Regions from separate parts of the Homo sapiens genome. Here region 1 is linked to region 2. A link is an interaction called in ENCODE POLR2A ChIA-PET data of the cell type or tissue named here. Cell type or tissue: MCF 10A. All regions are shown on one strand. Links, peaks and the distances in the headings refer to the core of each region. The heading gives the core; the rest is flanking DNA.

Evidence for each region. Peaks named below come from ENCODE experiments on the same cell type or tissue, not always from the same donor. Only the 100,000 strongest peaks of a DNase experiment are listed, where the experiment ranks them.
Region 1: POLR2A ChIA-PET joins it to region 2 with 13 read pairs; 1 of 35 experiments calls an interaction of 5 or more read pairs at or near these places.

What each region holds. Positions count from the first base shown.
Region 1 is chr1:215,022,403-215,025,334 of GRCh38, forward strand. It overlaps a transcript of KCNK2 not described here. Among named protein-coding and RNA genes, the nearest start is that of KCNK2, 59 kb to the right of the region's middle. In MCF 10A, for the core only: no CTCF peak of the experiment used is centred there; DNase peaks (open chromatin) are centred at 599, 979 and 1,259.
Region 2 is chr1:215,118,515-215,121,446 of GRCh38, forward strand. The region is part of intron 2 of KCNK2 (potassium two pore domain channel subfamily K member 2); the gene reads left to right. Among named protein-coding and RNA genes, the nearest start is that of KCNK2, 37 kb to the left of the region's middle. In MCF 10A, for the core only: no CTCF peak of the experiment used is centred there; a DNase peak (open chromatin) is centred at 1,407.

The DNA of each region.
Region 1 (2,932 bases), core at 319-2,818, 96 kb before region 2:
TATCAGATCTCTTCAAATCTGCTTGGCAATTTATGAGCTCCTCTTGTGAAACAAGAGACGTGTGTGGCTCTTCTCTTGTGCCATTCTAGGTCCACAGGGGATTTTCAAATTTGTCTCAGCCTTTTTTTGGCTGAATACCTTATGGAACCATTACTATTCAAATGCTATCATGCCAAGGAGGGCACAGGATATTTTTTTAAAATGCACTCCCTTACTAAGTTCCAGGTCACGGGCTCCATTCAAATCCCTAAACTTGTCTGAAGATGTGCAACCTTCCTTCTGCCTAACTTGGCCTATGGTTTGGGGAAGGTACATGGCCCTTTCCCAAAACACCAGGAACATCTAATCTGCCTTCTCCCTGATTTTTCTCTTCTTTTCCAGCCCAGCTAATCTTTATCTTGTCTAAAATGGGAAAGAAAGAAACAAACCCTGGATTTCACAACTTTAATGTTTATGCAAGGACTTTGACTTTTAAAGTGAAAGTCAGTGATTTACTCCTTCCTTCTTTCCTTCCCAGAGGCCATGAATCTAAAAGAGACTTTATTAGTGGGGTTAGAATCACATGGGTAAAAAGAATTACTAGAAATGGAAAGAAACAACTCAGTGATACAATATCTAAGTATGAACAGTATGCCTGTTAACACATGGATTTCCACAGCCTACAGATTTTGAAACTGAAGTAGGTGGCCCTGAAATATGAGCCTTTCGTTTTAATGGAGCTATTGCTACTGTAAAACAACTGTATAAATCCTTTCCAAAAAATCCCTTCTTGCATTTTAGGAACTTTCTCTAAGGCTTGTTATTATTATTATTTTTTTTGTATCTTTTTTTCCTGTATGGTGAGAGAATGAAATTTATTCTTGGAAATACATAAGCTCTTTGGGCTCAGGCCAGCCCTCTACTACAAAGGCATCTTCCTGTGCACTCTTCTTGACAGAGAACCCTGCCATATAATCCAGCTGTGCATAACTGAATGTGCCAGTTCAGTAATCCTTTAATGAATCACCTTTTAAAATCTGCCCCTCAGCCATAAGTATGTCACTTCAACATCATTTTATACTCTGAATTGAATTACATTAAAGCAGTTACAGCATGGAAAGAGGCAAGAGTATTTTACATTAAATCACTGGACAACAATCATAATCAATAGTTGAGTGCCCTAGTCAGTGAGCCCGACCATGTTATAAACTGATTTGGCTTCGACGACTTTTCCAGCTAAAGTCCAGCAACCAGTGAATGTCATTGCGTAAGCACCAAATTCCTGAATTTGTTTTGACATATATTCTCATCAGTAATGGCAATGATGCAGAACAATTGCACAATTTTAAAAATAAAATTTTGGGTTTGCAAAACACTTGGCTTTCCAGGTGAAGAAATTTGCATGAGAGGTGGCTCAAAGCTATGTTGATTTAGATGCAGCTTTTATCTGAGATGTGTCCAACCTAAATCCTACATTATACTCTATTTTGTTTTGCTTTGTCTCCCCTCCACTTCACCTTGCTGCCTTTAATGTTCTTGTCATTAGGACACAAAAGAGGAGAAGGATGAAATCTGCATACCTAGCTCTGCGGATTTTCCTAACCATTGCCAGGAAAATCCAGCAGGGTGCAGAAGTAAAACTGCTGCCAAGGAGTAGGCAGGAGAAAGGAAACATGGTCCTTTATGGATGGGGCATTTATTTTGCTTCTGGAAGAGTAAGGTGGCATGAACTTCCTAAGGCAGGTATAGGGATCTGAGTGGAGCAAGTGCTTCTGCACTGACACCTGACACCCTGTGGACTCACTGGAACTACCAGATGTTCCATAGGCATCTGTGGAACAAGGGTGACAAGAGACACATGGAATAAAACAATCTTTGAATGGGGCCAGTATTAGGTAAAGGACTTGCAGGCTGGAGCCAAGCCTAGGACCCTCCCTGATGTCAAGGCTGCATCCATATCAGACTCTCATACGGTTAGTGCACAGTTTTAAGAGGTCCAGTATTGCAGGAGCCCAGTTCACTTACGCAGTGAATAATATGTTTCTAATCCTAGCATTCAAGGCTGTATAAGCCTATGCCGTCTTTCAGACTTCTAACATTGCTTTCATACAAAAACACTTCCTCTAGCCCAGGTTATTGAAGGAGTAGGCTTAAAGATGTCTTGCAATATTTTGCCATAATTTTTTTTTCATGTAATTGTTCTGACATCTCAAAATCTTACCTATATACTGAGTGCCACCTCCTTTATAAAGCTTTTCATGCCTGAAATTCCCATTGAACAAATGTTGCTTAAATATCAAAGAGCCCTAAATGAGAAAAACAAAACAAAACAAAACATCTCAGCAATTAACTTTTATACACTGTGTAGGAGACTATCTAGGTACTTATCAAACATGTTTTAGCGGTATATAAAACCAAAACCAATTGCCCCACTCTTGTCTTTATATCCATCTCCACCCACCAGAGCTAACAAATTTAATAGCCTGTGGACTAAACTACATCTTTCTTCTTGCTCAAACAAATATATGTCTATAAAACATATGTTCATTATGTATCTACAGGAGTTTTTTTTTTTTTTTTTTTTAACTGAGATAAAACAGTGTTACACACATTATGTTGCAATTTGTGAATTTAGCCTTATAATATGTCTTGGACATAAATTTGTTAAAAGCTAAGCTATCTGATGGTTAAGTGCCAAGGTTTTAGGGTCACAGTGCCTGGGTTCAAATCCAAACCCTGGAGCTAAATAATCATGTAACTCTTCATAAATTACTTACTTAACCTCTTAGTTTTCTCATTGGTTAAATGAGGATAATATTTTCAATATTATTGTGGGATTATGGTGATGGTTAAATAAGTTCAGACATAAAAAGTACTCTAGAAAAGCACACTCAATAAAGGTGCTATAAATTGCTCCTCCAGGTCAGAAAATATGCATACATATGGACTTTTA
Region 2 (2,932 bases), core at 224-2,723:
ACTAGTTTCTTCTCAGTGTGGAAACTGGCTTCCCCCGCAAAGAAATGGTCGCAAATAAAAATCTATAATTGCAACTACCAGAAATTTGGCAAGATGATACTTGTTACTGTTTCAGGAGCTGTGTTACTGTATATATGTCAGTATAATTATAAGTGGATTTGGCCATTGTACAACTTATTGGAAATTATGTCGTTTTTAAAAATGGAGAAAAAGCGGAAAAAATCTTAAATATCCAATTAAAATAAGTTGGCATCGAACCAGTTATACATATATCATTGGTATAAACTAATTAGGTGTTAACCCCTTGTACCTGCAGTTCAGAATTTTCTTTATCACTTAAAAGTGTTCAAATTATTAATGTGATTCTACTTTTAGGATGATAGGTGTGACAGCATATTTTAATGAAATCCTGATGATAACAGAGGAGGAATTTGTTCAAAACATTCTGTACTGTTTTGATGAACATAAACATCTCAGTATAGGAAAAATAAGTAAAATCAGAACTTCTGGTGCCATTTGTGTTTTAAGATCCACAATATAGCCTACTCTGAAAGCAGTACATTCTTCAGCCTTTTCCAAAATTGCTAAATTCCCTATATCTTCTTCTTTAATGAAAACATGGCCATTCTAGTACTTTATAGCACACAAAAAGCTGTTCCTTGGAGTTGGACTGACAGAAACATTTTCATGATTGTCAGTCACTTCCTTGAATGCCAAGTCTGTACTAGTCCCATATACTTACAAGTAAGTGTGTTTTATCATTGTTTGGTGTTAAAGTGAATAAAGCTCCAGAATGCCAGATGGCATTGAGACAGCATTTACAATTTACAATTCAAAAATCCACAAATTCACAGTGGAACTTTGTGAACTTTGATTCTAAAGCCACCATTGTCATGGAAATCAAGATGTTCCATAATTATCTTTATCATGTGTATGAGTATAAGCCTCCTAGAGCTCTATTTCTTAAGTTTAATGCTACACTCTTAAGTGGAACCATGTATTCAACTAATTTTCCTAGTGTCCATCCTATACTTGTCTATAAACGGAGGAGCAAAATTAAATGTGAATCCAATCAAGATTATCTTTTACTGTTTCTGTGGCAAGTTTTAAGTTTGGAAGCCCTTTCTTATTAATCAGCACTTCAGGTAATCATGTATTAGGATGAAATATATAGGATTCCATCTTCGCTTATCTTAACCTAAACCATTCAACTTATTCATAAGTTGTCAACATGACTTGATTGTACAGAAATGTTGCTTTTAATGAAAAAGTGAAATTTTATTATCTATTCGGTGATTATGTTACTTTAGCCACATAATGTGACACACCCAGAAACAGTTCTCATGAAGGCATTGGAAAAGTACTCTGATGACCTGAACTGATGTTGAAATTTCAGAGATTCTTAGCTCTACGTCAGTGAGTGGGAAAGGACATCCAGTTTCCTGTGGATGTTGACCAAGACACCTCATACAAAAATACAAAATAGACTTACAAGAATATTCTAGAGAAAAGACCTCATGGTAGACTCATTCTCATAGTGATTTGACATACCCTCAGCTCTATCTCAAACCTCTGTTTCAATAATTACAGCTCTGTGATAATGATTTACAACCCACATGTTGCCAGACACTACTGTTTCTGATTATAGTCTTCTTTTGAATTTAAATAATTTGTGGACTTTATCCAAGTGTCTGGGTGATGTTGTAATTCATTATTGATGAGAAAAAGAATAAGCTAAAATCATAGTGCTGGTTATGAAGGCTATATTAAATCAATTGCTATAGTCAATAAAATAATTTTAATTAATGGGGGCGGAGTCTGAAGACTTACCTTATCTTTTCTCATCTACAACACCATGTATGTTTCTTCTTTTCTATTGCTTCCCCATCACCTAGTACCATATACAACTGCTAAATATTTTTGAATAAATGAACGTGTTGAAGAAATGTACGTAAAATCTAAAAATATACTTTTGATGCAAGTATAATCTGTCTAAATTCCCCTTCCCTGATTTTTACTGGAAACATTTAGTTCTTCCTGAGAGTTACAAACCTAGATGACCCTGTACCTGTGCCTAATTGTTTGTGTGCACGTGAATCTGTGGCATTTCCATGTTTATTAACTGTGAAACCATTCCCTCCAGAGTAACTAGATAACAGCATGATGATCACAAGCAACTCTTTCAGATTTATGGAAGCCTTGATATATATTTTTAAGCTACATAGCCTATGAGTTCACTAGATTAGAGTGTATGAACCAATAACTTTATTTGATTTATGCTAAAATCGAACCATTTTATATTTCTTCACTTATTACCTCTGTTCCATCCCCTGTATGTTTATTGCTATCTTAAAATATTTTCCAAAGTTATTTTTTAGTTTTTTAAAGTTTTATGTCTTTTTTTGTTTGCTTGTTGTCATATTTTATTTAATTAAATGCCATTTTCTTGCCAACAGCCAATATATTTAGTGATTAAACACTTAAACCATTGATGACTTTATGTGACAAAAATGAAGAATCTGCTGTCATTATTCTTATTTAACTTAGCTCTGGAAAGACTGTTCAGTCCAATAAGAGTTGAAAATCAATAATATATAGCTATTGAAAGATGTGGAGATAAAATGCCATTATTTTAAAGCATTGCTTACTTTGGTTTTCCAGGTAAAAACCGAAATCAAACAAACAAACAAAAATAACAAGTTCAGTACAGAATAGTTGTTTTCAAAATGTGGTCCTCAAGACCCCCTCAGAGGTTTGTTAAGATCCAAGTTATTTTATTTATTTATTTTTTGAGACAGGGTTTTGCTCTGTCACCCAGGCTGGAGAGCATGATCACAGCTCAGTGTCCCCTTGACCTCCCAGGCTCAAGCAATTCTCCCACCTCAGCCTCCCTAGTAGCTGGGATTATGCCACCAGGCCCAGCTAATTTTTT